Linked DNA regions of Mus musculus: region 2 is linked to region 1. Evidence: chromatin loops called from intact Hi-C (ENCODE). Cell type or tissue: left cerebral cortex. All regions are shown on one strand. Links, peaks and the distances in the headings refer to the core of each region. The heading gives the core; the rest is flanking DNA. Region 1 holds the start of Zfp668 (zinc finger protein 668). Region 2 holds the start of Stx1b (syntaxin 1B).

What was found. A loop is a pair of places that touch in the nucleus more often than their neighbours do. Peaks named below come from ENCODE experiments on the same cell type or tissue, not always from the same donor. Only the 100,000 strongest peaks of a DNase experiment are listed, where the experiment ranks them.
Region 2: it touches region 1 in a loop (2.0-fold over the local background); 2 of 42 quality-filtered maps call a loop at or near these places.

The regions. Positions count from the first base shown.
Region 1 is chr7:127,868,067-127,882,963 of GRCm38, forward strand. It overlaps Zfp668 (zinc finger protein 668), which reads right to left and starts at 8,770. Exons shown (of 3, transcript NM_146259.4): 1 at 7,981-8,770; 2 at 1-358. The coding sequence starts at 336. Zfp646 (zinc finger protein 646) reads left to right here and starts at 9,635. Exons shown (of 3, transcript NM_172749.4): 1 at 9,635-10,041; 2 at 10,504-14,897. The coding sequence starts at 10,587. In left cerebral cortex, for the core only: no CTCF peak of the experiment used is centred there; DNase peaks (open chromatin) are centred at 7,701, 8,222, 8,579 and 8,774; H3K4me3 peaks cover 3,268 bases; H3K27ac peaks cover 2,587 bases.
Region 2 is chr7:127,816,165-127,831,061 of GRCm38, forward strand. Stx1b (syntaxin 1B) reads right to left here and starts at 8,367. Exons shown (of 10, transcript NM_024414.2): 1 at 8,096-8,367. The coding sequence starts at 8,125. In left cerebral cortex, for the core only: a CTCF peak has its summit at 7,889 (motif pointing left); DNase peaks (open chromatin) are centred at 6,340, 6,554, 6,898, 7,263 and 4 more places; H3K4me3 peaks cover 3,299 bases; H3K27ac peaks cover 2,629 bases.

The DNA.
Region 1 (14,897 bases), core at 3,729-11,728:
GAAGGGTTTCTCACCAGTGTGGCTGCGCCCATGGCTGCGTAGCTCAGGAGCTGTCTTGTAGGCCTTGGGGCACAGTGGGCAGGCATAGGGCCGGGGCTTGGCTACTGAAGCTGATACCTTGTCTCCGCTGGCTTCCTCCGCCTTGGGCTCTGTATCCACTTTTGGCTGGGCCTCCCTCACCTCCTCTGTGCAGTCTGTGGGTGTATGTGTAGCAGCATGGCGGGCTGCCCTGGGTGCATTTGGAAATGTCTTTGTACAAAACAGGCACTTATAACGGCGGCCAGAGCGCTTGTAGCAGGGGCCTGGGGACCTGGCCTCTGTAGCCTCCACTTCCATGGCCTTGGTGAGTAGGCCTTCTCTGCAAAAGAAGCAAAATTAGACCAAAACCATCCCTCTGTATTCTTCAAGGCTCCCCTCTTCACCAAAGCCTTCTCAATATCTCAGAGGTGACCCTACCTTTAAGGAAAATATCACTTTCATTTTCCATGTATGAATGTTTACTGGCCCATGCCTATGCTTAGTGCCTAAGGCTGTGAGCTACCATGTCGGTGCTGGGAATTAAACCTGAATATTCTGCAAGGACAGCAAGTACTCTAACCACTGAGCCATCTCTGCAGTCACAAAGGTAACTGGATGACACCCATACTCCCCCCACCCCCATGTTCCTCAGCCCAAGCCACAGGACCTCTACATCCTTCCTACTAATGAAGCCCACCTTTGGTACTGCATTCAAGTCTCCCCTGTGATCTTCTCATTAGGGGTAGAAAGCAGTGAGGGCCAGCATCACAGAAGGACCAGCCCTGTCTGCCCTTTAACCCGTTTTCTAAACCCTTGGCGTTCCTATAATGCCTAGGTTCCACTACCCTCACAATGTTCCTTTCCTTTTTACCCACGGCCTAAGATCTCCAAATGCTCGGGAAAGACAGACTTGCTCCAGAGAAAGGAGGAACCAATGTTTAGGCAGGGTGGATGGCTATTTTTGGAGGTAATGGGTCTCCACTGTATGTTGGCCCAGTTCTGGAGGAGCAACTGCTCAGAGAATTCTGACCATTCATAGCTATAAGGCACACCACCCCAGATAGGAATTTTGGTCCATCCTCTGCACTGGAGTCCCTTTTAGTGGAGTCCCTTTTAGTCCCAGCTCTAAAACTCTGGTAGGAGCTCACTCACTCTTAAGGCAGCCTGACCTACTGCTGACAGTCCGAGCCTCTTCCTCAGTTACAACTGATGTGTCTGAGTTAGCGAGGCCTCCTGGGATACTAGCTCTTGCTGAGTCCCTACTTTCTGGCCAAGAGCCCAGACAACATCCACACAGCTGCTCCTAGGATCATAGTTGGGAAAAAATAGGATTAACAGCTGCATCAGTCTTAACACCCGCTCATCCTCCCAGAGAGATGAAGGGAAGAGGATTAGGGTAGATCCTCTTAAGAGAAGCTTAGATGTGGTGCTGGGGCAGGGGAGAGTGGGCAAGGAGAGCCAGGTGTGCCCAGAGGGTGGCAGGCCAGGTTGTGTTCAGACTTGTACATCACTGACTAGGCTCTGTTTACAGACCAGTGTCCTCATCTGTACACCACAGGAGCTGGGGTGGAGAAGGAGGATGGAGCCCATCCAAGAGGATGAGGGTGGGGTGGTGGTGGGGTTGGGGCCTATTCCAGAGAAGGTAATTATAGAAGCAGTTTACCTGGCTGACCAATGGAGCCCCTGAAAGGCTCTGTAGAGTCAGCACCATACCAGGAAGCATTGGGAAGGGAGGTGGGGTGGGGTAGGAGAGTAAGATTTGAACCCAGGGCCTAATACAGGCCAGATAAGTGTTCTACCACTGAGTCACATCTCTAGCTTCCTAAATTTCCCCAAAAGAAACAAAGCAAAGCAAAACAAAAGCCAGGCTGGGAGTGTAGGCCAGCAACAATGTTCTTCAATAGCACGCATGAGGCTCTGCTTGGTTCATCCCTAGGACAGCTCACATCCACTAAGTACTTGCCAAGTCCCACAGCATCCTAACCTTTTTACATCTATCTGTCAGTATACAGAGTTCTGTGCAACCCAGTATATTCTGAAGGCAAACCATCAGCTTCAAATCCAGCCCCTACCACTTCCCAGCTGATGTGACTTTTTGTTCAATTTACTGTGTATCTTAGAACCTCAGTTTTCTCCTCTGCAAAGTTGAGGTAACAAAGCACTAACACATGGGGCTGTGTGAGGACCGAATGGAATCAGACTGCTTCCCTCAACTATGGAGTCTTATCAGAAGTCATCAGCTGGGTGTGGCACCTGGCATGATTCTCACACAGCCTAAAATTGGAAGCCCTGACCTCATTTTATAGATGAGAGCGAGTTGAGTTCTGAGAGTAAAGAGACTTGTCAAGTCATACGGCTAGAAACTTAACATGGCTGAGCCTTAACTCTGGGGTTTAAAGTTTTTGAGCTCTTGCTCAGAAGTCTGGGACCAGACTGGAGAGATGGCTCCACAGTTAAGAGCACTGACTGCTCTTTGAGAGTTCCTGATTTCAATTCCCAGCAACCACAAGGTGGCTCACAACCATCTGTAATGGGATCTGATGCCCTCTTCTGGAGTGTCTTCAGACAGCAACAGTGGACTCCTAGAAGCATACTCTCGACCCTAATTCTTCTGAGTCTTAGGCAGGATGCTCTTTAGCTCCAAGCCAGCCTGGACTACAGAGCAAGGTCCTAATTTAATAAAAATAACAAGTGGTTGGAGAGATGGCGCTGTACTTAAGAGACTTGCTGCTCTTCCAGAGGGCCTGAGTCCAGTTCCCAGCACCCACACTGAGTGGCTCACAACTACCTGCAACTTCAGCTCACATGGATCTAGCTTCTGGCCCCTTGGGCATTTGTGGACGAGTCCAAACACAAATAAAGATTAAAAAACAAAACAAAACAAAAACAAAAACCAACCCTTTTGTAAAAAGCAAACAAAAAGAACCATCATCTAATGAAGGTGACATGGACACTGCAATCTGTATTTTTACTTTTGTTGTTATATTTTTATTTTATTATTTTTTTTTTTTTTGGGTGGGTGGGGTGTTGAGACAGGGTTTCTCTGTGTAGCCCTGGCTGTCCAGGAACTCACTCTATAGGCCAGGCTGGCCTCGAACGCAGAAATCCTCTGGCCTCTGCCCATCATATTTTTATTCTTTAAAAAAAAAAAAAAAAAAAAAAGGGCAGAGGTCGGAGAGATGTCTCAGTGGTTAAGAGCACAGACTGCTCTTCTGAAGGTCCTGAGTTCAAATCCCAGCAGCCAGGTGAGTTCAAAACTCACAACCATCTGTAATGAGATCCGATGTCCTCTTCTGGAGTGTCTGAAGACAGCTGCAGTGTACTCACATATAATAAATAAATAAATCTTTTAAAACAAGTCACATGCCGGGCATGGTGGCGCACACCTTTAATCCCAGCACTTGAGAGGCAGAGGCAGGCGAATTTCTGAGTTCAAGGGCAGCCTGGTCTACAGAGTGAGTTCTAGGACAGCCAGAGCTATACAGAGAAACCCTGTCTCGAAAAACCAAAAAAAAAAAAGAAAGAAAAAAAGAAAAAAAAAGTCACAGGCCAGAGAGATTGCCGAGCAGAGCACCCACTGGTCTTCTAGAACAATGGTGCTCAACCAGTGGGTCTCCAATGGCTTTGACAGGAGTCACCTAAGAACATCCGAAAACACAGTAGTTATATTAGAATTCATAGCAGTAGCAAATTACAGTTAGGAAGTAGTGGGGTCACTGCACCATGAAGAATTGTATTAAAGGGCAGCAGCGTTAGGAAGTTGAGAAGCACTGGACTGGAGGCTATGAATCCAGTTCGCACACCCATGCTAGACAGCTCACAGTGGTTAGGCTCCAGTGGACTGGACACTCCCCAACCCCACTGTTGCCACACCCTAGTCCTTTTCTCCTCCTCCTTTCTTTTATTTTCTTCTGGTTTTTCAAGACAGGGTTTCTCTATAGCCCTGGTGTTCTCAAACTCAGAGGTCCACCTGCCTTAGCCTCCCCAGTGCTAGGACTATAGGTGTGTGGCACCAAGCATATTTATTTGTATGTATGTAGGTATGCAGAGGACAACTGGGAGTCAGCTTGTTTTCCAACTTGTTGAGGTGGGTGGGGTCTCTTACTGTTGCTACACTGTGTAATCCAGGCTAGTTTGTTGACAAGCCTCTGTAGTACATCTCCCTATAGCAGTGCTCGATTACAGATGTGTACCACCAAATTTAGCTTTTGCCTCGGTTTGGGGGCTTGAACTCAGGTTGTCAGGTTTGTATGGCTAGTGTTTTAACAGGCCAAACCATCTCTGCAACCCTGAAACTGGTACGTTAAACAAACTCTCACCATTCCAACTAACATGTAAGAACTAGGTACGTGAGCCAGGATATAAAAGGGGAAAGTACTTGCCTGACAGTGTGCGGCACTGGGTTCTACTCTCAGAAACACAAACAAAAGAAAGAAACAAAGAGAAAGAGAGAGAACACATTTTTTAGATCTTCAAGTACTTCTAGGAGGAATCATTTTTACTACAACTCTATATAAAAATCCTCACAAGGGCCGGGCGGTGGTGGCGCACGCCTTTAGTCCCAGCACTTGGGAGGCAGAGGCAGGCGGATTTCTGAGTTCAAGGCCAGCCTGGTCTACAAAGTGAGTTCCAGGGCAGCCAGGACTACACAGAGAAACCCTGTCTCAAAAACCAGAAAAAAAAAAAAACAAACAAAACAAAACAAAAAAAAAAACCTCACAAGGCAGAAGAGTCCACAGCTAATTAAGATGCCCAAAGTCAAAGCTCAGCTCTTCCAACCCTAGAGCTGGAGCAGGACTCTATACAATCACTCTTTGCTCACTTAAAATTCTTCAGCAAAATCAGGACACTTCCCAGGACAAAGATCAGTACTTCTCTCTAACCCATCTCTCTCCTGCTCAGCTCTGTCCCATCCCTCACTTCCACTGCAAGGCTCCACACCTCCAGGCCTCCTGTCTTCGTTCTAGACTTCAGTTCCTTCCATGCTAGTCATTTATACTAGCAGTTCTACAGTGGAAACTGCTACCCCTCAGTCTCCTGACCTCTGTATCTCTGTATTTAACTCGTTGGTTACTTGGGTCTTGCTCCCACACACTTCCTCTATAAGGCTGTCTTTCTTTTTTTTCTTTAAAGACTGTATTTCCTCTCTTTGTTTATGTGTATGCACACTCACTAGAGGGTGTCGAGGGCAGAGGACAGCTTGCACAGTCAGTTCTCTCCTGTTACTAGATGGCTCTAGGAGGCTAAACTCAGGTCACCAAGCTTGGTTATCTCCCTCCCTCTAAGAAGGCCTTCCTGGGTGCTGGAGAGATGGCACAGTAGTTAGGAGCAATTGTTCTTGTTCCAGAGGACACAGATTCGGTTCCTATTACCCACAAGGTGGCTCACAAACACCTACAACTCCCATTTACAGGCATCAGGCATACACTTGGTACACATACATACATGTAAGCATCAGGCATACACTTGGTACACATACATACATGTAAGCATCAGGCATACACTTGGTACACATACATACATGTAAGCATCAGGCATACACTTGGTACACATACATACATGTAAGCATCAGGCATACACTTGGTACACATACATACATGTAAGCATCAGGCATACACTTGGTACACATACATACATGTAAGCATAACACTCATATACATAAAAAATAATGAAGGTTTTCTTGTCTACCTTGTTGTTGGAGGGGGTGTGCAGGATCTTACTATGTAGCTCAGGCTGGCCTTGATTCTTCTTCCTGCCTTAACCCCCTCAGTGTAGGGATTACAGCTGTGAATCCTGTACTTTGGCTCTATGTCTTTCTTCGTGGCACTGTTTGCAATTTCTAGCTTTGAGACAAAGTTTCACTATTAGCCTCAGCTGGCCTGGAACTCTCACCTGAGTGTTATAATGTTACTATGTGCACCACCACACCTCATATACTCCTTTCAGATAATGAGATGTTTATCCTAACTACATTTTAACTTCAAAAACCTTTTCTTTTAAGGTGCCGGCTTCCTGCCATGGATTACACATCATGTGTATTTTATGCACACTTAACTGACTTCTTTGACTTAAGTTCATGTCCTGATGCCTTAGAAGCCTGTTATAGCTGAGTATCTGTCTTCTAAAATTCTTATGTTGAAGCTCTAGCCGCACCAAGACTGTGTTTGCTAACAAGGTCTTTTCAGCAGTAATTAAGGTTCAATAAAGCCCTAAGGGGAGAGCTTCAGGCCGGAAGGTTAGGTTCCTGTTCTTGGGGCAAGAACAAGAACCCAAGATGCCCCAGTAGGTAAAGGCGTTTTCTGTCGAGGCTGAGTTGTATCCTCAGGACCCACATGATGGAAAGACAGAACCAATTCCAGTAAGTTGTTCTCTGACCTCCACACATGTGCTACAAAAACACACGAGATATAAGAGATAACACAGAAAAGCCAGGCAATTACCACAGACTTAGCTGGTATTTGAAGCCAAGTAGTCAGATATGGACATTTCTGCCATCTGTCCCCTTGACTATTGTAGCACTAGCATATGTTATTATTTGGTTCTTAATTTTTCACCTCCAGCAATCGGGTCCAGGGAACTTTGTTCTACGCACCTGTTACTCCAAAACTGTTTGGTGACTGAGAGCAAACTTCTGGTGGAATTCACACCCAGGTCTATAGCCTCTGCCTCTTCCACTGTAGGAGTTTGTGAGAGTCAGTCACCAACTATTTATTAACTTAAATGCCCCGTTTTTTACAAGGTCACATGGTTCAAGTATCACCCTAGTACTCCAATTTGTTTACTGTTGTGATGAAACCCAGTAAGAGAGATGACATTTTAATTTCTCACACGTTAATGAGACTCAGTGTCCCCAAAGCTGGGTTTGAGGGAGCAGCGCAGGTGTGGTAAAAAAAAAAAAAAAAAAAAAAAAAAAAAAAAAAGAGGCATCTAGATATAATCCTCAAATAGGTCAACATATAAGCCTCCCAAACCTTGAGCCTTTTGATGAAACTGTGTTGTGGTGAATGTTTAATGATATCCTAGGCCTAACAACCAGTCAGCTCACATGATCCCATTTTTCCACCCTCAGATTCTGTAGCAGCGTCCACTCTGGTCAGCAACCAAAGCTCCATCAACAATTCACAAACTTTACCACCTCCATATGCAATTCCCTTTGTCCCTCCTTTTCCTTCTCCCATGGGAAGATACTTGCATGCTTCCAATACTCCATTCCCCACAAAAATAATAACGAGCTGTAAGATGAGGGATGCATCGCGCTCGGGGACTCAATTTCTTCAGTGGAATAGTGGAACAGCATACGGGAGTTTGCAGGGCAGTAGGGCCTACCAGACTCTCTGAGGAGGGACAAGACCTGCAGAAACCCAGCGCTCCTCGCTCTCTGCAACCGTGTTTGTGCGGGTGTCCTCGCCAGACAGGCAGCCCCCGCAGAGCGGGGCTGTATGCTGACTCATTTGGGACTAAACCCTAGGATAACGTAGCTTCGGCGAGCGGAACAGGGCAGAATGAATGAAGAAGGAAGGCATGAAGAAATGAATGGACGGAGGATTCAGAGCAGGACAAAGACCTGCAAAATGGCGTTCTTTAGGACCGCGGGAGGGGCGGGCAGAACCTCGGACTGGGAGGGGGGGCGCAGCCGCCAAGGACTCGGCGACGAGGCCCTCGCCACTCAGACAAAAGCCCGGAACATGGCGGACTCTAGGACCCCCGGGTCCGCGCCGAGCAGGGCCGGCAGTCGCGTCCGCTGAGCCTGGGCATCCAAAGCACTGACCGGCGGGCACCGGGCGGGTTCTAGGACCTGCTGGGCCCGCAGCCCGCCCGAGGCCGCTCACGGCTCGCCCCGCCCGGGATGCTCGCGCCTGGTCAACTCCGTCCGCTCGGCAGCACACGTGAAGCCGGGAGCACCCCAAACCGCGTCGGGGGCCGCTGCCCGAGCCCCCGCGACTTCCCGCCGGCGTGTCCTACCTGGATCGGTTTTCGCAGGCTCCGCAGCTTTGGCGGCGGTGCCTGGCGCCGACGGAGCTCGGGACAGTCGGAGAGGGGCAGGCGCTAGGACCCGGAGGGAGGGCGGGGAGGGGCCGCCGGGCAGACGGCGGAAGTGGAAGGCCGCCTTCCTTGCTCGGGAGGAAGGAAAAACTTAGGGAAGCAGCCCCGAGCCTGCGGAAGCAGAGAAGTATCTTGCGAAGGGTTTCTGGGTGCTGAGGGGCTGGCACGCCGGGCTGATTGACGGCGGACACCCGCCAAGTCGCCGGAAGCGTCTGCAGGAGCTAGGAGGTGGGACGATGCGGAGAGGGCGCTCGGGCTTTGTGGTGCCCGCGTCCACGTCGAGTCCACATTTCCTCTAACAGCGAGGAAAGGACTCAGCGAGGATCCCTCCACGCCAGCCCTGGGAAGAAGCTTTTATGGAACCTCGTGAAAAGTGTCACCAAAGCGCCGTAGCCGGGGCTGCAGGGTCTTTCCTGTGACCGTACTGCCCGAATAAGCACGCGAAGGGTTTCAGCAGCTCTGGACGGAAGTGTGGCTTAAATCCATCCGAACGCCGCGCCGACCTGCGTGGGCGGAGCCAGAGCTGCGCCCGCAGCGGAGCGTGGGGGCTCACGCTGCCTGGGAGCTCCAGCATTCTGGAAATTGAGGCAGGAGGATTGCTCCGAGCTCGAGGCCGGCCCGGGCTGCAGAGTTAGACCCAGTCTCAAAACAACAAAAAGAAAACAAACAGTCGGGCCCACCCGGAACCTAGCGCCGGAAGCGTGTCCGTGCGGAAACACTGCCCGCGGGAGGGACAGGAAGTGTTCCCAGGCGGAAGTTTCGCGGGGAAGCATTAGCATCTAGGACACTTCCTGGTTCCTGGTAACAATAGGAAGTGTCCGCGGAACTGGGCTAGACTCTGGGTTCATACCAGCTGTCCCTGCTCCCTCTACCTCCTCCTCTCTCCCGCACCTTTCCCTCAGCTACCACTCCCGGGTACCCTGGCTGAGTGTGCGTGTGTATGGGCTCGAGAACTCTCGCACCAGCCACCACTTATGGCTCGCGGCTGCAGTTAGGGTAAGGGTCCCAGTGCGCAGGCGCGCTCCCGTTCACGACCTCCAACGGACGCGCCGGCGGCGGGAACCAGAAGGCACTCCTGGTGCGAGGTAGGGATCTAGAGAAGAAATTGGCAGAAAAGACGAGTGACTCTACAGGAATGTGATGGTGGTTGGTTAGGAAAAGGGGACTCGAGTGAAGGAGTTTTGAGAAGTGAGAATTCTGGGACCAGGCTCAGCTGGTGAGATTAGAAATAGTTGTGCTAGGGTCCCAGGAGACTAGTCAGCCCCGGAGAAAGGCCAGATGATGTGGCAGAAATGAATAGCTGCTGCTGGTTTTGGAATGAAGGTTGCCTCTTGAAGTGAGTTTATGTAAAAAAACGAGGTAACACGGCTTTGGATTTAGTGGTGTAAATGTACTTACAAGCTTATCATAGTGTCGCATGATTCTAGTCCCAGTTTGGGAAGCGAGGGCTACATAGTAAGACCCTGTCTGAAATGCCACCCACCCACCCCAAATACACTTGTGTAACAGCAGTGCTTGGCCCATGGTACTGTCCAGCCTGAGTTGCTATCATAATTTAGAGAAAAAGTAGAAGAGGGAATGAAAAGTGTTGGAGACAGCAAGGTAAGGTAGGTAGGGGATAGAAAAGGCAGAGAATAAAATGAACTTTCAACCTGAAATGGAATGGGATTAAATGTACTTAAAGGAAGTAAAACTAACGCCTAACAGGGAAACAGTGTGATGCTGAAAAGGCCAGGTTCATCCCTAAGAGGGCCTCTACCTTCTACAACACATAGGTGACCACTGAAGCCAGGTTCGTCCCTAAGAGGGCCTCTACCTTCTACAACACATAGGTGACCACTGAAGAAAGCAGCTGCTCTGCCATTCTTTTCAGACCACTCGGTTTAGCTGAAGAGTGAAGAAAGAAAGGTTGCACGTCTGTGTAAGGCCTGCCCAACAGTCGTGGCTGTCTCCTTCAATCTCAACTCTCAGGAGTCTGAGGTAGGAAAATTCATAAGTGTGAAACTAGTTTGGGCGACTGAGGGAATCCCAGAGCAGCTTGAACTTTACAGTGAGCTGAGACCATATCTCAAAAGCAAATAGTTCTGGTTCGTTGTTACAAAAACAAACACACACCTCATAGATTTTTGTTAGGTTGTCAGAATGATAGAGTGCACAGTCTGAAGATCAATAAGATCCATTATATATAACCTAAAAAACAAAATCAGTCTGTCTAGGCTCCAGATTTTATTTTCCTTATTTCTCTCAGGCTCTAGAGATGACTTAAACCTGGGGGAACATTTCTAGGAGTTTGTGCATAGCGAGGCTTTCTGAACCTCCAGACCTAAGAGAGAGCGGGTCCCTTGGCATGGATGTTTGGGGAACCTCTTTGCGACTTGCTTTAGTAACCAAGAAACAAAACTGACTCGATCCTTCCTTCTGACTACTGTCCCCCCTTTCTAGGCCTCAGCCCTTCTGCAGAGAGAATGCTGCTGCCACCTGTCTGTCCCTCCTGAGCCTCCAGGGGTTTTCTACCGCTTTGCCTCATGGAGGACATGCCCCTCTCATTCAGTTGCTCTGACTGTCAGCGCCACTTTCCTAACCTCCCAGAACTGGCACGGCATCGAGAACTGCGCCATTCATCTGCTAAGCAGGACGGGGAGGAAGCCGATGGCATCCCTCACCCCTATGGCAGTCACCCGGAGAACTTGGCCAACCATCAGAGGAACCATGAGACTCTTTTTTTCCCCTGTACCACCTGTGGCAAGGATTTTTCTAATCGCTTGGCCCTCCAGAGCCATATGAGGACTCATGCTCCTGAGAGCCACCGAAGGCACGGGCCTCCACATGCCATGGAAACCGCTCCACACCTTGGGAGTGAGACCATGGCTACTGACTCCTGGGGTCAGAGGCTTGGATCTGGGGAAGGCTGGGAAAATCAGACGAAGTTGGTACGAGAGACACATGACTGGGAATCTGGAGCTGACCCCAGGGCAGCGTCAGGGACGTGGGAAGATCCACCTACCAAACAAAGACAAGGCTTAGAAATGCAGCCAGATTCTAAAGGAGGTACGGCGGACTGGGTGCCCGCCGTCAGTTCCGAAGGAGCATCACCACTCCCCACTCCAGCGAGCAACCTTCTTAGCAATTTGGAACAGTATTTGGCTGAATCAGTAGTGAACTTCACAGAGGCCCAGGAGCCCACTGAGCCTCTTCCTACTGAGGGGGAGCGAAAGTACAGGTGCAGTGAGTGCGGGAAGACCTATAAGCATGCCGGGAGCCTCACCAACCACCGCCAGAGTCACACTCTGGGCATCTACCCTTGTTCCATCTGTTTCAAGGAGTTCTCTAACCTCATGGCCCTGAAGAACCACTCGAGACTCCATGCCCAGTATCGGCCTTACCACTGTCCTCACTGCCCCCGTGCCTTTCGGCTCCCCAGGGATCTGCTGGAACATCAGCAGTCCCATGAGGGGCTAAAGCAGGAACAACCATGGGAAGACAAAGAGATGCCTACCACAAATGGACACGCAGATGAGAGGAGTTGGGGTCAGCTATCTAAAACAGGGATGTTGAATGGTTCTGGGGAGCTCAGCTCTTCTGGACAGCTAGAAGATGGCGGCTCAGAGGAATATCGACCTTTCTGTTGTGGAGACTGTGGCCGTACCTACCGTCATGCAGGTAGTCTCATCAACCATCGAAAAAGCCACCAAACAGGTATCTACCCCTGTTCCATTTGTTCCAAGCAGCTATTCAATGCAGCTGCTCTGAAAAACCATATTCGTGCTCATCATAGACCCCGGCAAGGAGCTGGGGAAGGTGGTCAGTCATCAGTGTCCTCAACTGCTCTTACGTCAGCCGAGAATACTCCAAAAGTGGACGAGGTCCCCACTGCCAGCCTGGACCATCGTCCCTATAAGTGTAATGAGTGTGGTCGGGCTTACCGCCACAGAGGGAGCCTGGTGAACCACCGCCACAGCCACCGGACAGGAGAGTACCAGTGTTCACTTTGTCCTCGAAAATACCCCAACCTTATGGCTCTGCGCAACCATGTGCGGGTACATTGCAAGGCTACACGCCGAAGTACAGATCCAGGGACTGAAGGTTCACCCAGCCCTGTCAAGAAAGAACAACATGATCCAGTGGGAATGGAAGCAGCATTCCACGGAGATGAGGAACATGCATGCAAACGTGAAGAAGAGGCCACCAGTAACCCCTCAATGGCAGATAGGACAGTGCCACAGGTGTGTAGCATTTGTGGAATGTTGTTTGAAGATCTCAAAAGTCTCGAACATCATAGCGTGACCCACAGGGAAGGAGAAAAAAGCAGGACAGACAGCACGGTGTCACCAACTAGAACATTTGCTTGCCAAGACTGTGGCAAGAGCTATCGCCACTCAGGCAGCCTTATTAACCATAGGCAGACCCATCAGACAGGAGACTTCAGTTGTGGGGCCTGTGCCAAGCATTTCCATACCATGGCTGCGATGAAAAGCCATTTACGGCGTCACAGTCGGCAGTGGAACAGAAGGCGGCAGAAGCAAGATAGTGGTACAGGGGAAGTAGCCACGCTCCCACCTGGGGGCGCCTGGACCCTGAAGCTGGAAAACGACGAGGACCCAGATTCTTCCCAAGATCCTTTGGGAGAAAGTCCTTGTGAAACTGAAGACAACCTGGAAAGGGATGGGGACTGTTTGCAGGCTGGATCTAGAGGCAACGAATGTGTGCTTAAAAGGGAGGAAGCCTGTTTTCTGGGTGATAAAGAGGGCACTGAGGAAGGACTAGAAGAGAGAGAGGCCTGTTTCCTTGACGACCTAGGCACCCCAGGTGATGAGTGCAATGAAACTGGCTTCTGTGGTGGCCTCCCTGGGATGGACAGTGACCGGAAGAGGGGCATCTGCCACTCTGACTCCTCCTCCCACCCTGCTGACGCTGACACTGTCTGGAAGGCCGCAGCCACTCACACCTGTTCTGACTGTGGAGATTCTTTCTCCCATGCTGCTGGCCTGTTGAGCCATAGGTCCTGCCACCCTCCAGGCATCTATCAATGCTCTCTCTGTCCAAAGGAATTTGATTCTCTGCCTGCCCTTCGAAGTCACTTCCAGACCCATCGGCCAGGAGAGGTAGCCTCAGCACAGCCCTTCCTCTGCTGCCTGTGCGGTATGATCTTTCCTGGGAGGACTGGCTACAGGCGTCATCTGCGCCAGGCTCATGGAGCTTCTGCCATGACTGAGGGCTCAGAAGAAGAGGAGGAAGGCACAGCAGAAACAGCCTCTACCCATAGTCCTCCCCTGCAACTCTCAGAAGCAGAGCTGCTGAATCAACTGCAGCGTGAGGTGGAAGCTCTAGATGGAGCAGGTTATGGTCATATTTGTGGTTGCTGTGGTCAGACCTATGATGACCTGGGGAGCCTGGAGCGTCACCACCAAAGTCAAAGTTCTAGCAATAGGACAGAGAATGTTCCTAGCCATTTGGAAGGAGCAGGTGATGCAACAGAAATGGTTGCAGATCATGGCTTTGAGGGCACAGTGACCTCCGTCTCAGAAGAAGGTGGGGACATAAAGTCTGAAGAGGGAGTAGGTGGCACAGTTGCAGACAGCCTTTGCATGCAGGCTGGTGAAAGCTTTCTGGAGTCCCACCCTCGCCCTTTCCAATGTAACCAGTGTGGCAAGACCTATCGCCACGGAGGCAGCTTGGTAAACCACCGAAAGATCCACCAGACAGGTGATTTCATCTGTCCTGTCTGTTCCCGCTGCTACCCCAATCTGGCTGCCTACCGGAATCATCTGCGGAATCACCCTCGCTGCAAAGGCTCAGAGCCCCAAATGGGGCCCATCTCAGAAGCAGGAGGCTGCAGTGAGCCCCAGAATGCAGCAGAGGCAGGGCAGGAGCAGGCTGTCATAGGGCAACTCCAGGAAGAGCTTAAAGTGGAGCCCTTGGAGGAGCTGGCAGGTGTCAAAGAAGAAGTGTGGGAGGGGACCGCTGTAAAGGAAGAGGAGCTGGAGCAGGAGTTGGAGACAGGCTGTCAGACTGAGGTCACCTCGGAGCGGCCCTTTAGCTGTGAAGTGTGTGGCCGCACCTACAAGCATGCTGGCAGCCTTATCAATCACCGGCAGAGCCACCAGACTGGCCACTTTGGCTGCCAGGCCTGCTCCAAGGGTTTCTCAAACCTCATGTCACTCAAGAACCACCGGCGCATCCATGCAGACCCTCGACAGTTCCGCTGCAGTGAGTGTGGGAAAGCCTTTCGCCTGCGAAAGCAGCTGGCCAACCACCAGCGAGTCCATGCTGAGCGACGCAGGAGTAGGGGCACCCAGAAACTGACTCGTGAGGACCGGCCTTTCAGATGTGGGCAGTGTGGCCGGACTTACCGCCATGCTGGCAGTCTCATGAACCACCAGTGCAACCCTGAGGCCAGCCGTTACAGCTGCCCTTTCTGTTTTAAGACCTATTCCAACCGCACAGCCCTGAAAGACCATCAGAGGGTACATTCTGATAGTCAACAGCGGCGACAGTCAGGATGTCCCCAGAGGGCAGCAGCTGTACGTTGTACCCTATGTGGCTGTGGCTTTTCTGGCCAGGGATCTCTAGAGCAGCATCTACAGGAGCATGAGGACACCAAACTAGAGGTAGCCAGTGGCCAGGGAGGCCAACATGCTACAGAAGGCAGTGAGGAGAACCTTGATGACTGGGGACTGGAGGGCAGGTCAGATGGTACTGAGGTACTGCAGGTGGAACATGAAACCAAGAGGCCTGGGGGACACAGTCAGAGTCCCAGTAGCCCAGCGTGTTCAGGAGGCACAGAATCCACACAGCAGGTGGGGAAAGTAGATGGGAGTCAAGGAGACAGAGGACAA
Region 2 (14,897 bases), core at 3,321-11,320, 52 kb before region 1:
CTGCAGCTGCTCAGCCCTCCACCCTCAGGGCTCAGAGACACAAAGGGATTCACCCACCCACACTGCCATCTCCAGGCAGACCAGTGACACAGACAGAGGAGCTGACACACAGGCACACAGAAATAGGCCCCCCAACACCCACGTGGAGGCACACAGACCCAGGCAGAGCTGCACTGCTGACACGTGGACAGAGGGAGAGGAGGAGGGTGCTGCCTGTTCACCCACCATCTTCGAGCCCCACAACCACGTTCTCGCCCAGAGTTGGGCGGAAGGTACAAGAGGGCTCCCCTGGGATCCCCATTCCTCTCTGCCTGGAACAGAATTCTCAGGGTAAAGTTGAGCTCAGCCATCAACAGACATTAAATCTGGAGGTCTAAGCAGTGCCAGGGTTCAGCCCGCATCACAGACAGGTTGAGCCAGAGTTCAGACAATGCAGCCAAGAGAGCCTGGTTGAAATCAAGCGGAGCCTCTGGGACCTGAAGGGAGAGCTGACGGGCCTGGGGCAGATCACACACAGGCCCTCCTGGAAGTCAGACAGGCTATGAAGGAACTGCACTTGGCTCTAATGTATCTCAGTCTGTTCGGATTGAACCCAGACAGAGCCAGATGGGACCAAGATGCAACTAAGACACTAAGATCACTTGGGATCTGCCAAGTAAGGGCAGCTCTGAGACCAGCATAACCCAGAGAGGACCTCCTGTGGCAGGCCAAAGTCACCTGTTTCTCAAACCGAGCTCAAAGGTCTCAAAGAGGCCGGGCGTGGTGGCGCACGCCTTTAATCCCAGCACTTGGGAGGCAGAGGCAGGTGGATTTCTGAGTTCGAGGCCAGCCTGGTCTACAAAGTGAGTTCCAGGACAGCCAGGGCTATACAGAGAAACCCTGTCTCGAAAAACCAAAAAAAAAAAAAAAAAAAAAAAAAAGGTCTCAAAGACCCTGCTAGGAGTTTTGGCTTCTCCAGCCTCCACCTGCCTCAGGACAGACACCAGAAGACGTTGGCCCTGGAAGCCTGTCAGGAGCTGGGCTCATTTGTAGGATGTACCAGTTTCTCATCGCGATTTTCCGGTGTCTCCTCCTCCAGGGCCACAGACTCCTGCTGACCTTCTCCTCCTCCTCCCTCCCACCTACTCTTGGCCAGCTTCACGCATGGCAGGGGAACCTCTGACAGCCTAGGAACCCGGGAACCTTCCTCTTCTCTGTCTCTTTCCCTTCCCATGCCAACTCCAGGAAGTCCTTCCTAAAGTCTTATTTCAGTCTCGCCTGTTTTCAAAGCCTTAGATTCTTCCTAGAGTATCCAGGCTGCCTATTTACTTGCCCTTGAGACAGGAAAAAAGGTAGAAGGGCCTAAGGTGATTTGGTTTGGCTAATGACCACAAGGAAAGCTAAAACTCCTGTGTACACGGATACTCACGGCTGTAATCCCTTCTGATCCTCACCACCACAGCCCAGTGAGAAAAGCTGGGCAAACACTGTTCCCATTTCATAGATGAAGGAGCACGGAGCCCGGTGGGCAAAGGACAATGACTTGCCCAAGGGCACCAGGCAGATTGGGACCAGGACACCATGGTCTGGCCACCCTAGTTCTGCTCCCCTGAAGGCTCTTCAGCAACCATTTGCATGGGCTCATTTCCTCCTGGGCCAGTTCCTACTCAGGCCTCTGCATCCTGACCAGCCAAGCTAGCAACGTCACCTACCAGTGCCTCTGCATGCATCTTACATTCTCGGTATGTCTTTGGATCTTCACCAAAACTCTCTAGAGAGAGGGGCTGGAGCCATGGCTTGGCTGTTAAGAATGTGTATTGGTCTTGGAGAGGACCCAAGTTCAGTTCTCAGTACCCATGTTGGGCAGCTAACAAGCACCTGCTTGTAACTCCATTCCAGGGGATCCAATGCCCTCTTCTGGTCTCTACAGGCTCCTGTACTCATGTGTGTTCTCTCTCTCTCTCTCTCTCTCTCTCTCTCTCTCTCTCTCTCTTTCGCTCGCTCGGTGTGATGGCACACACCTTTTAGATCCAACAGTCAGGAGACAGAGGCAGGCAGACCTCTGAGTTTGAGGCCATCCTTGTCTACAGAGTTACAGAGTTCCAGGACCTCCGGGGCTGCACAGAGAAACCTTGTTTCAACAACAACAACAACAAAATAAATTAAATAAATAAATAGATAGATAAATAGATAAAGAAATAAATAAATAAAATCATTTTGTTAAATCTTAAACAAAAACAGGGTCTGGAGAGATGGCTCAGTGTGTGAAGGGCAGGGGCTGCCTAGCCTGCACAGGATCCTGATCAGCTGGGACTACAGAGTAAAATCCTGTCTCCAAAGCAGGCTTATACCTGGCAGGCCCGCACTGTTAACTACAATAGAGGCAGAGGGAGGTGGGTCTCTGTGACTTCGAGGCCACTCTGGTCTACACAGCCAGTGCCAAGCCACACAGGACTAACATAGTAAATGCCTGCCTAAAGCATACAAACGAACTCTGTGACAACCACTGGCCAGCACAACTGCAACACTGACAAATACTGCAGAGGCTGATGGAGTGCCGGGTGCACTCTGAAGTGCTCGGTGTAGTCCTGCATGCGCTTGCCCGTTTAATTGACTTAAAAAAAAGAGAGTTTACTTTATGTGCATTGGTGCTTTGTCTGCATGTCTATCTGTGCGAGTGTGCCAGATCTCTTAGAACTGGAGTTGCAGATGGTGGGGAACTGCCATGTGGGTGCTGGGAATTGAACCCAGGTTCTCTGGAAGAACAGTTAGTGCTCTTAACTGCTGAGCCATCTCTCCAACCCCATTTAATTCACTCTTGACCTCTTTCTGTCTGTCTGTCTGTATCTGTCTCCCCCCACCTCCACCGGCCCTTCCCTTGGTGGGGTGTGTGTGTGTGTGTGTGTGTGTGTGAGCTAAAGTCCCAGCTCCTGTTTTTCTGAAAGTCTTACTGTAGCTCAAGGTAGCCTTTAACTTGGAATCCTCCTGCCTCTGTTTCACATCACCACCAGACCCATTCATTTAATTCTTACAACAGTCTCCCGAGATAGACATTATCACAGCCCTCTTTTATAAATGGAAGAACTTTAAGTAGAGAGAGGCCAAAAAGCCCACACCAGTTCAGCAGCTGACCAGCCTTGTGGGCTTCCACCCTCCAGGCCTCACACCTTCCTCTGTCAAGCTGCAGTCCCCTCCCGCAGAGCCCCTCCAGGACCCCCCTGCAAACGCGCACAGGGAAATGCCTACAGCTGCCAGGGAGAGAATCTTTGATGAGGGTGGACTGTGACAGGTGAGGAGACAGCTTAGACACACTGCCCTGTTGCCTGAGGCCTCACAGCAAACAAAGCCAGAGGTTGAGTTTGAAGTGGGGACCTGTCAAGTCTCCAGGTTTTTTCCATCCATCCTGCCAACATGCGGAAGTCCCTCTGTCCTTACTTGGCCACAAAGACAACTATCCTGCCCACAGTCTTTTGCTCTATTTCTCTGTCCCTCCCCCCACTTCTTGCTAGGGCCTCACTGTGTGGCCCAGAGTAGCCTTGAACTTGCAGCAATCCTCCTGCCTCACCCTCTCAAGTGTTAGGATTCAGCCATGATCCCATATCCAGTATGCAGTTCCTCACATTTAACCTCACAACCATCCAATGAGGTAGATGCTCTTATTCCTATTCGACAGATGAAGAAACCGAGGCACAGAAAGATTACATAACTTGTGCAAGGGTGGTCAGCCAAAAAGGTGTTGGTGGATGTCAGGGCATTGCTTGTCACTGTCCACCAATTGGTGAACACCGGGAAGGACTTGATTAATAAAGCTTTTGTCACTGAGGCTTCACTGCCTTGAGGGGCATCCAATCCAATTCCCCAGCCTCCTTAAAGTCAAGTTTTCCACATCAGCAACAAGAGGGTCCTAGTGTGTGTGTGTGTGTGTTCCCGAGTGCATGTTCACAAATGTGTGTTTACAAACATGTGTTCAGGAGCTGGAAAGATGGCTGAGCTGGAGAGATGGCTCAGCGGTTAAGAGCACCGACTGCTCTTCCTAAGGTCCTGAGTTCAAATCCCAGCAACCACCTGGTGGCTCATAACCATCCATAATGAGATCTGATACCCTCTTCTAGTGTGTCTGAAGACAGCTACAGTGTCTTACATATAACAATAAATAAATCTTAAAAAAAGGGCTGGAGAGATGGCTCAGTGGGTAAGAGCACCCGACTGCTCTTCCGAAGGTCCAGAGTTCAAATCCCAGCAACCACATGGTGGCTCACAACCATCCGTAACAAGATCTGACTCCCTCTTCTGGTGTGTCTGAAGACAGCTACAATGTACTCACATATAATAAATAAATAAATCTTTAAAAAAAAAAAAAAAAAAAAAAAATCTTAAAAAAAAAAAATGTGTTCAGGCTGGAGAGATGGCTCAGCGGTTAAGAGCACTGACTGCTCTTCTGAAAGTCCTGAGTTCAAATCCTAGCAACCACATGGTGGCTCACAACCATCCGAAATGAGATCTAACACCCTCTTCCGATGTGTCTGGAATAAATCTTTGAAAAGAAAACAAGTGTGTGTTTGTGTATATACACATCCTTACACACACTACCATACACTGTCCACCCAGACCTCATCATCTTGTCCATCAGACGCTCTTATGTGTCCCTCAGGATTCTGTCCATCCGAATCCTTCGCTTGGGCCTCCGCTCCCCTAGTCTCCCATGGCCCATGGTGCAGCCCAGCCCCACTTCCTCTTCTCCTCCGCAGCCCACCCCCACCCTGATCCTCTTCCTGCCTCCCCGCATCCCTCATGCATCTAACAACTGTGTATGATGGGTACCGGGGATGAACATGCCTGGGAAGGAAGGGCTTGCCTCCAAGGAGCTGACTGTCCGGTGGGGGAGGGGGAGACAAACAATGAGAAGTGAATAAAAAACAGCAGCTCATGATGGGGAGTAACTGGACAGACAGGAGGATGTGATGGAGGCAAGCATAATGGCCGGGAAGGGTCTTTCTGAGGAGGTGACATCTGAGTTGTGTCCAGTTATGCTGTAATTTGGGAGAAACTGAATTTAAGGCAATGGGAGTCACACTCTGGGCAGTAGAGCTCGAGGCAGGAAAAGGCCCAGTGCCCTGGAGGTTATGAATGTTCTCTGCGGACTCTTACAAGCCAGAGCTTCCTCTCTTTCTGGCCTCCCCTAGTCCCCCTCCTCCTTCCTCCCCCTCCCCCTCCCCCCAGCCCGGACTGGCCCTCCTGTTTTCTCTGTGGCCTGAGGTTCCATATCCAGCATAGAACCTCCAAACCGAACCTGCTGGGCAACCTGAGACAGGAAGCTGTTCAACACCAGCTCCACCAACTGCAGGACCGACCTGCGCGCGCCTCTGTCTGTCAAGTCTGTCTCTTTCCTGTAGCCCTCAGGTAACTCCAAAATCAAAATCCATTAGGAGACATCCAAACGGGCTTCTGTAATGTTCCAGAGGAACCGGAAAGTCACCTAGGAATAGCAACCCCAGAGCGCTGCTGTGCACTAGGCCCTTCCTTAGACAGCTTGGAAGTATTAATTAACTTTTAATTCTCAAAATGATCCTGTGAAATGAGGTGGCACTTTACTCTCAAATGGCACAGGGGGAAACTGAGGCTTAGAAGTAGCTCTATGACAGAGTACCTGCCTAGTGAATTCAATACCCTCCGGTCAATCCCCCAGTACCCACACACACACACACACACACACACACACACTCCCCAAAACAAACAAAAACACACCCACTACCACCAAACTACCCCGAGAGTACCAGACATGCCAAGTACTGTGCCCAAGGTCACAGGTGAAATAACTAACAAACTGCCTTCTAAGTCTGAGTCCTCAACCTCTAAATGATAAACAGATTTGAAAACTCCTTGGCGAGACAAGCAGGCCCCTGGGCTAGCACTCCTGATGCCCCTCACCATGCCCTCCCCTCCCCTCCCCTCCAGCTCACTGCCTTCCCACAGCATGGCTTTCAACTCTGGCAGACACTCTTAACACTCCAGACATCTGGAGCTCCTACCCACCCCACCTGCACCCTCCCCAATCTCCACTCTCCCAAATTGTGAGTAACAGCAAAGCCATCAGTATTTACCCAATCTCCCCCCCCCCGCCCCGTAACCCCCCAGCCCCCAGCTCTCCACATCATTTGCCTACTGCCCTAGCCACCTGGCTTCCTCCACCCCCACCCCCTCCGGCAGCCCTGGCCACAGGTTTCTTCACCTCTGGGCAGGGAGCCCTGACTCACTCAGAGTTCTCCCCACTCTGTCTCCCTCTCCCTCTAATTATACCACACTTCCACCCCCACCTTATCGCATTTCTCTAGGTTTGGGAGTCATGGAATATTCTTGGCTGCTGGAGATCTGAGTTCGAATTCTATTTTCTCCCTTGTTTAGTTGTGTGGCTTGGGGAAATCTTTAAACCCTCTGGGCTTCAGTTTTCCTGAATATTAGACAAGGCAGACTCTCTGTCTACCTTACCAGGAAGTTGGTTGGGATCTAATGGGATTGCCATGACAACCTGCTTTGCAAACTGCACCTGGAGGGGGGGCGGTTAGGATACTGAGGCTGCTGGTCTGGGTTTGAATCCTGCCTTTTTCTAGCTCTGTAACTTTGGCCAAGTTCCTTAATGTCTCTGAGCCTCTGTTCCCTTTTCTGTGAGATGAGATCATGCTAACACCAGCCTCATAAGATTGCCGGGAATCAGAGGTGATTTCCTATAAAACACACACAGTACAGTTGCCATTGCTACTATGGTTTTCCTCACGCAGTAAATACTCCTTCACATCTCCTCCCTCACAGTCAGCTCCTTCATTCTCCCCACTTCCTCTCCAAAGAGCCACTGTGTTCCTTCCCCGTATGGCCTGTGAACCAGGGTCCCCAACTCCAGGCCCAACCTTTGGAGGCTTCCAACAACACTCTAAAACTTGTGTTTCAAAGGCCGGAGGGTGTAGTCCCATGGTCAACTCGGCAGCCTGGAGGCCCCTGAGCCATTTGACCTGTACCACACACATACTTGCTTGATGACCTTGGGCCAGTCCCTTCCCATCCCTGAACCTCAGTTTCCCAATCTGTCACGTAGAGTAACAATCCCTTGGAATTCTGACATATCCCAATCCAGAGGCCACTGTCACACAGCAAACTGGAACCTCAAGCTCCTTGGGCTCATGTCATTCTTAAAATGTCTCGGCACCCTCCCTGCCCAAAACCATTCTCAGCAGGCGAGCACAGTCCCTCCAAAGAGCAGCCTCCCCTGCAGCCCCCCACCTTTCCTCCTCCAGCTCTGCTGGCCAACCGCCTGGAGCCTGGCCCCTGGCTTCCAGCAGCCTGCCCCTGGCTGCTCCCATGCTCCAGTTCCCCCAAGCACTGTGTGGCCTATGTCACACAACCCAATTCTGTGACCTGGTGGATGGATCTTTCTCTCCTCTCTCACCTTTGGGGTCACCTAAGCTGAGGCTCTGGCCCAGGGGAACTCAGTCACACACACACACACACACACACACACACACACTCCCCCTCTGAGCAGTGCCCTCTCCCCACGGAGCAACATACCAGTGCGCGTGCGCGTGGACACACACACACACACACACACACACACACCACCACCACCACCACCACCACCACCACCACCAGTACCACCACACACTTCATTCACTGCCAGGTGCTGGCATCTAGTTCCAACCTGTGTCCTCCATAGCATCCCAAATCTGGGTCCTCCTGGACCCGGCCTGGCCAGCAACCACCCCCTCCATCCGCCTAATTTGACAAGCCTGCTCTAGGGGATGATGGTGTCCCCCAATCCTCTCTTGACATTCACTTTCTCCCACCCCCAGGTTAGATTCTAGGGTCCTCCCGGGCATTTGGGCTGCCCAGGCCCCTGAGACCTCTCCTGCCCCCTTGTGTCTTAATGGCCTCCAACTCCTTCCAGCCACTGTCCTCCAATTGCAGGTTCACTGGAGATACCAGGTGCCAGGAGATGTGAGGGCTCCTGGCTTCCAACCTCTAGTCTCATCATTTGCTCCCCATGTCTCAGAACCTCCCCCACTCCATCCCCCAAGCGCTCCCCAAATACAGGGTCCCGCCTCCCCACCTCTCCCACCCCTTAGCTCACACTCCGCAGCTCCTGAGTCCGATCCTTCATCCTGCGACGGGCTCCTCCTCCCCTTCTTCGTCCTCCCGCCTCCGCTGCTGCTCTCTGCCTCTTGCCTCTGTCCTGGAGGCCGGGGTCTGGGGGCACCGGGCTAGACCTCCGAGGGATGTGCGGATAAGGTGCGCGGCGGGGGGGCGGGGAGCTAAGGCCAGGCAGAGACAGGGGCCTGGGCCGACTGGGCTCTGCCTAGGCTGCGGTGGCGATGCGGCTGCGGCACAGGGTTGGATGGAGGGATGCGGGAGCCGAGGCGCGGGGGAGGGGGGCGGAGGGAGGTGAGGAGGAAGGGAGGGAGGGGGAGCGGAGGGGGCGGGGAGCAGGGGGCATGCGCAGCGCCCCGGGCTGGGGGCGCCTGGGGGTTGTAGTCCGGGGAGGGGCACCCAAGGGAGGGGCACTGGGGAGGCCCAGAAGTTGGGAGGGGGGAGCCCAAGAAGCTCGGAGAGATGCAGAGGCAGGGATAGAGATGCTGGGTAAACTGCAGTTGGGGTGGACCGTCAGAGAAGGTCTAAGGCAATGAACTAAGGGACTAACCTGAGAGGAGCGGAGTGTCTGTGAGCCTACGCAGGACTTCCTTTTATCCTGTCCCTTCGGCTCTGCGGAAGAGTCTTTTGGGCATTAGAAATAACAAACCTGACCCTGTATGTGGCTATTGCTTGCTGAGAAGGACATGGGGCTTGTTCTGTACATCCTTTGTCACCCTACCTGAGAGTGCCCTGGCACTGGTGGATCTCAGCTTGTCAACCCCCAAGAACAGAGTGGTCACTACCTGCTGAGACTTTTGGTCTGGGATTTTGGATGACTGTGTTAAAAATGATATTTATCTTGGCCTAGAGTGAATCTCAGTGGTATATGCTTGCCTGCAAGGCCCTGGGTTCCATCCCCCAAGCCGGGGGTTGGGGTGAGGATGGGGATGCAGAAGGAAGGAAGATGTCTGCTGGGAGTAGAATCTTTGGTGGTGGTGGGGGTGTAGAATCTTGAATCTGGTGCTGCAGAAGGTCCAGAGAGCCTGCCACCCTCTGCTCTCCCTCCTTCCATCCTATCCTTAAATATTACTTCAGTTCTTCTTCTCATGGCAGTGGGGTTTGGACTCCCAGTTGGGTGGGCTTCCACCCTGCTTTTGCCAAATACCCAGTAACTACCTTAAGACACCATTCATCTGTGTCATGGCAGGCAGGGCCTACCGTCTGTGACCTTCAACAGTTCCTACAGCCAAGACAAGACTCTCTTCTTGTCTCCTCACCTCGCCTGCCCCCGCCCCCCACGTCCCACGCCCTTAACCTCTGAGTTCTGCCTCCCCCCTCCCTCCAGTTCTTCCTCTGATCTGTGACCCTCAGTCAGGGCTCCTGGGAGCTAAGTTATCTTCTTCCTTTTTAATCCCTCTGACTTTACGTACACGTGTATGTAGGTGTGCTCACTTGTACATGTGCACACATGTAGGTCAAAGGTCAGTGTTGGGTGGCTTCTGTCATTCCCCACCTTACTTGTAGTTTTTGTTTGTTTGTGTTGTTTGTTTTTTCGAGACAGGGTTTCTCTGTATAGCCCTGGCTGACCTCGAACTCAGAAATCCACCTCCCTCTGCCTCCCAAGTGCTGAGATTAAAGGTGTGCACCACCACGCCCTGCTTACTTGTAGTTTTTGTTTTAGAGACAGGCTCTTGCACTGAACCCAACCTTACACCATTTTTGATCTACTGGTTGAGCTGGGACCTTCCTGTTTCTGTGCCTCTGGGGCCTGCAGGCTTACAGGGGTATAGAGGTGTGCTCTTGTACACAGCTTCTGTGTGGATGCTGGAGATCTGACTCAGGTACACTTCACCCACTGAGCCTAGGTTCTCATCTTGGCCTACTGTACCTTCCTGCATCTTCATGCCTGTAGTACCCACTCACCTATACCTGTAAACCAGGGAATCTCAGAGAAAGGCACTGCTATAAGCCAGAGCCAAGAACACAGAGAAAAACCATGCTGGCAGAGCTTACCTATAGCGAGTATGGCCAGGACTCTGGTGTGGAGACCCCAGGGATAGTGGCCCAGAAGTGTTTCTTCCTGTTCTCATCCATGATGGCATCTCTACCTACCCAGCCACTCAGTGGAGCAGAACCTGTCCCTGTCTCCCTCCCCTCCCCACAGCGCTGCTGCTGTGTTCTGCGTATCCACCATGTCTTCCTCCCTACATGGTAACTCATCAGCCTCCTAGCCACTACTGCTACCCCAAGTGTGCAGATCAGCAAGCTGCGGGTTCAAAGGGTTAAGTAGCATTCCGATGTTGCAAGATGGGGTTCTCTTTGGCAGCATCTCCCTCCCTCCCTTTAATGCCAGAGTTTGAAGTTAGGCTTGTCACACGCCAGGTGAATGCTCTACCACTAAACTACAGCTCAGTCCTGGCTTGCCTTGTCCTGACCTTCCTCCTGTCGGAACTACTTCAGGCCAGCCTGTGCTCTCCTCACCTTCCTTCCACCTGGGCCACCAGGGACAGTCTTCATTGGTCTTCCCTCTTGAAGCCCCTTCCCTTTATGTCCTCCTTCCTCTCTGGATACTAGTCGTATCTCCAAGTTGTCTGAGTATGCTAATGTTACCTGTTGAGGCTCCGCCTCCCACAGCCCATGGCTTCTAGGATTATGCTCAAAAAACGAATCTAAGGTCTGACACGGTGGTGGCTGCCTGTAATCTAGGAAGAGGTCAAGTTGGAGGTCAGCCTGGTTATATATGGGGCTTTGATTCGAAAAAGAAACAAATGGGTTGAGAGACAATTCTGCAGTCAAGAGTGCTGGCTATCTTACAGATGACAAGCTTCAGATCTCAGCACCTCCATGGCTTTCACAACTGCCTGTAACTCCTGTCCTTGGCGATCTGATGCCTTCTTCTTGGCCTTCACAGGCACAGTACCCAGGTGGTACATTTACATACACACAGGCCTCACACACTTAAAATAAATACAAAATTAATGAGCTGGAGAGCTGCATCAGTGGTTAAAAGCACTTGTTACTCTTGCTGAGGACCTAGGTTCCGGTCCTAGGACCCACATGGCACTCACAACCATCAGTGACAATCACAGTGTGTTGGATGCCCTCTTCTGGCCTCCTCAGGCACTTTTTATGCATGTGGTACATATACATACATGCATGTGGTACATATACATACATGCAGGCAAAATACTCATAGGTTATAAAATAAAAATAAAAATTTAAAACAAATAAACACCCACTCTTCCATTTGGTTACGCCAATATCACCTACTTTTCCCTCCTCATCATTCTTTCTGCCAAGAAAGCATAGCCTGCAAGCATCTGCGACGCCCCACTGTGTGTTCACTGCATGTGGGATAGTACTGAGCCCCTTCCCTGACACTCATACTTCCATCCTGTGAGGCCAAGGTCCAGTCTCCCACCAGAACAGCACAGGCCTAATGGTTGTCTACATTCCCCCAGGCACTGACACAGACCAAGCACAAAGCTGTTGCTTACTAGAAATCTGAATAATGGGCATGTTGACTCACACCTTTTCCCAGGCACAAAGAGAAAGAAAATCATCCCACATTTGGTGTATTTGGCGTATTTCGTCTGCAGTGCTCACTGCTGGTATCCCCGGGACTTTGTGGATCCTTGAACACAGTGAGTTGACGCTGTGTGTTAAGTCAGAGGACAGAGTGAAGGGACACAGGAACAGCAGATGTGATGACAACAGTGACTCCTGTCATTGTCCAGAGATTTACTTATTCTCTGTGTAGCCCTGGCTGCCCTGGAACTCACTCTGTAGACCAGGCTGGCCTCGAACTCAGAAATCTGCCTGCCTCTGCCTCCCAAGTGCTGGGATTAAAGGCATGTGCCACCACTGCCCGGCTTATTTATTTACTTTTTAAAAGATTGGTGGTGGAGTGGAGAGATGGCTCAGCCGTTGAGAGCACTGACTGTTTGTTCTTCCAGAGGTTCTGAGTTCAATCCCCAGCAACCACATGGTAGCTCACAACCATCTGTAATGGGGTCTGATGCCCTCTTCCCATCTGTCTGAAGAGAGAGACAGTGTGCTCACATACATAAGAAGCTGTATGTGATGTGGTGTGGGGTTGAGCCTTGGGTATGATAAACAGACATTTTACCATTTACAGTTACAGTCCTTATTTTTAAAGATTGATGATGACTCCTGGGCCATACTCGGTCCAGATTTACTATTATTTTCAATATGTATATGGGTTTGTATATAGTGTACAGTGTATACACATGCATGCATGCATTCAAGCACATGAATGCAGGTACTTGGATCCTCTAGAGTTGAAGTTACAGGCAGTCGAGAGCTGCCCGACGTGGATGCTGTAAACCAAACTCAGACCCTCTGCAAGTGCAGTATGCTCTCCTAACTGCTAAACTGTCTCTCTAGCCCCTAATTTTAAAAACTTTTTAAAATTTTATTTAATGTGTATTTCTTTCTTTCTTTCTTTTTTGTTTTTTTTTTTTTTGTTTTTTTTTTTTTTAAGATTTATTTTATTTATTATATGTAAGTACACTGTAGCTGTCTTCAGACACTCCAGAAGAGGGAGTCAGATCTCGTGATCGGATGGTTGTGAGCCACCATGTGGTTGCTGGGATTTGAACTCCTGACCTTCGGAAGAGCAGTCGGGTGCTCTTACCCACTGAGCCATCTCACCAGCCCCTCTTTTTTGTTTTTGTTTGTTTGTTTCGAGACAGGGTTTCTCTGTGTAGCCCTGGCTGTCATGGAACTCACTTTGTAGACCAGGCTGGCCTCGAACTCAGAAATCTGCCTGCCTCTGCCTCCCGAGTGCTGGGATTAAAGGCATGCACCAGCACGCCCGGCCTTAATGTGTGTTTCATTTGCATGTATGTATGTTCACTATGCACGTGCCTGGTTCTCACGGAGGTCAGCAGACAGCATCAGACCCCTTGGAACTGGTGTTATGGATGGTTGTAAGCCACCGTGAGCTTGCTGGAAACTGAAGCTGGGTCCTCTGCAAGAGCAGCAAGTGCTCTTACCTGCTGAGCCATCTCTATAGCTCCTCCTTTAAAATTTTTATTTTGAGATAGAATATTGCCAATTTGCTCAGGCCAGCTTTGAACTTGTCCCTCTGCTGTAGCCTCCCAGGTAGCAGTAAAGGTGTATGTCAGGGTCATTGAGGTAGCTTGGCAGGTGGAGACACTTGCTATCACCTAAGATCTGATTTCAGTCCTTAGGACCCGTGATGAAGAGAGCAAGCTCACTCTAGCAGGTCATCCTCTGGCCTCCAGCCTTGCACTATGGTACACACACACTCACTCATAATAACTGATCCTTAAGGTGTGTGCCACCATGCTCAGATTGTTCGATTGTTTTTCATCTTGCTTGTGGTACTGGGGCTTGGATCCATAGCCCTGACTTAGGCAGACACTCACCAGATCCTTTAATGACTTCCACTGATCATGCCCAGGATCGCTTGAAATCTACCAAGTAAACCTATGGGTGAGCCTGCAGCACACATTAGCTTCTTTTGTAGTCTCTCCATGAGTCTTGGTATAACCAGGCAGCCCCACTTCGGAAGGACCCTCTTCCCTGTTGCTCATATTGGCACACGCTGCCATTTCTTTTTTTTTTTTTTTTTTTAAAGATTTATTTATTTATTATATGTAAGTACATTGTAGCTGTCTTCAGACACACCAGAAGAGGGAGTCAGATCTCGTTACGGATGGTTGTGAGCCACCATGTGGTTGCTGGGATTTGAACTCTGGACCTTCGGAAGAGCAGTCGGGTGCTCTAACCCACTGAGCCATCTCACCAGCCCACGCTGCCATTTCTTAAGGACCCTGAGTCCAGTCTTAAGTCATTGCCCACACTCTTCTGCCACCATGCCGTTCCTCATGATTCTCTCTCCTGGAGGTCTCGTCTCTATCATAGCCTTTACAGCTTAGCTTCTCCAGTTTTTTTAAAAATTATTTATTGTATGTATATGAGTACACTGTAGCTGTCTTCAAATACACCAGAAGAGGGCATTAGATCCCATTACAGATGGTTGTGAGCCACCATGTGGGTGCTGGGAATTGAACTCAGGACCTCTGGGAGAGCAGTCAATGCTCTTAACTGCTGAGCCATCTCTCCAGCCCTCGTAAGGAGTTTGAGGGAAAGCCTATTAGATTTGTAGATTGTGTAGCCCCTTTCCTATAAATTCTGATTCATGGAATCAGGTGTGGCCTGGGACTAAGGAATCGGAGTTCTTAGCAATTACCTCTGAGGGTTCTTATTTGCAATCAAGTTTGACAACTGTTGGATACTAGGCTCGCTGTTATGCTACAGAAACAAAAACAGAAACAAAACAGCAACAACAAAAAAATCTTCCAACCTCGAGTGATTTAAGAAGACAGAAATGTTTCAGGCTGGGTGTGGTAGCTCATGCCTTTAATTCCAGCACTCTGAATTCCTGGCTAGCCTGGTCTACAGAGTTCCCAGACAGCCAAAGCCACACAAAGAAACCCTGTCTTGAATACAGACTACAGAGATTCGCTTTCGTGGTGGGTCGAGTTTCTTTCAGAGATTCTGTTCTCAGGGAAGACCTGGTGCTTCAGGTGGGGGAGAGTTATGCACAGAGGATCCACCTGTGAACTCTGGCTCAATCTCTCTTCCATCTACACAGGACTTGCCGCAGCTTGCTTGTTCAGGAATGGGGAGCAGCTATCAGGCCTGATCATCCATTAGCTATGTCTAATGAAGCTCTGCTCCCTGTCCATCATGCTTTTGTGCTACTGACACAGCCGAGAGGAGAGCGAACATCAGCACTACCCTTGTGGAAA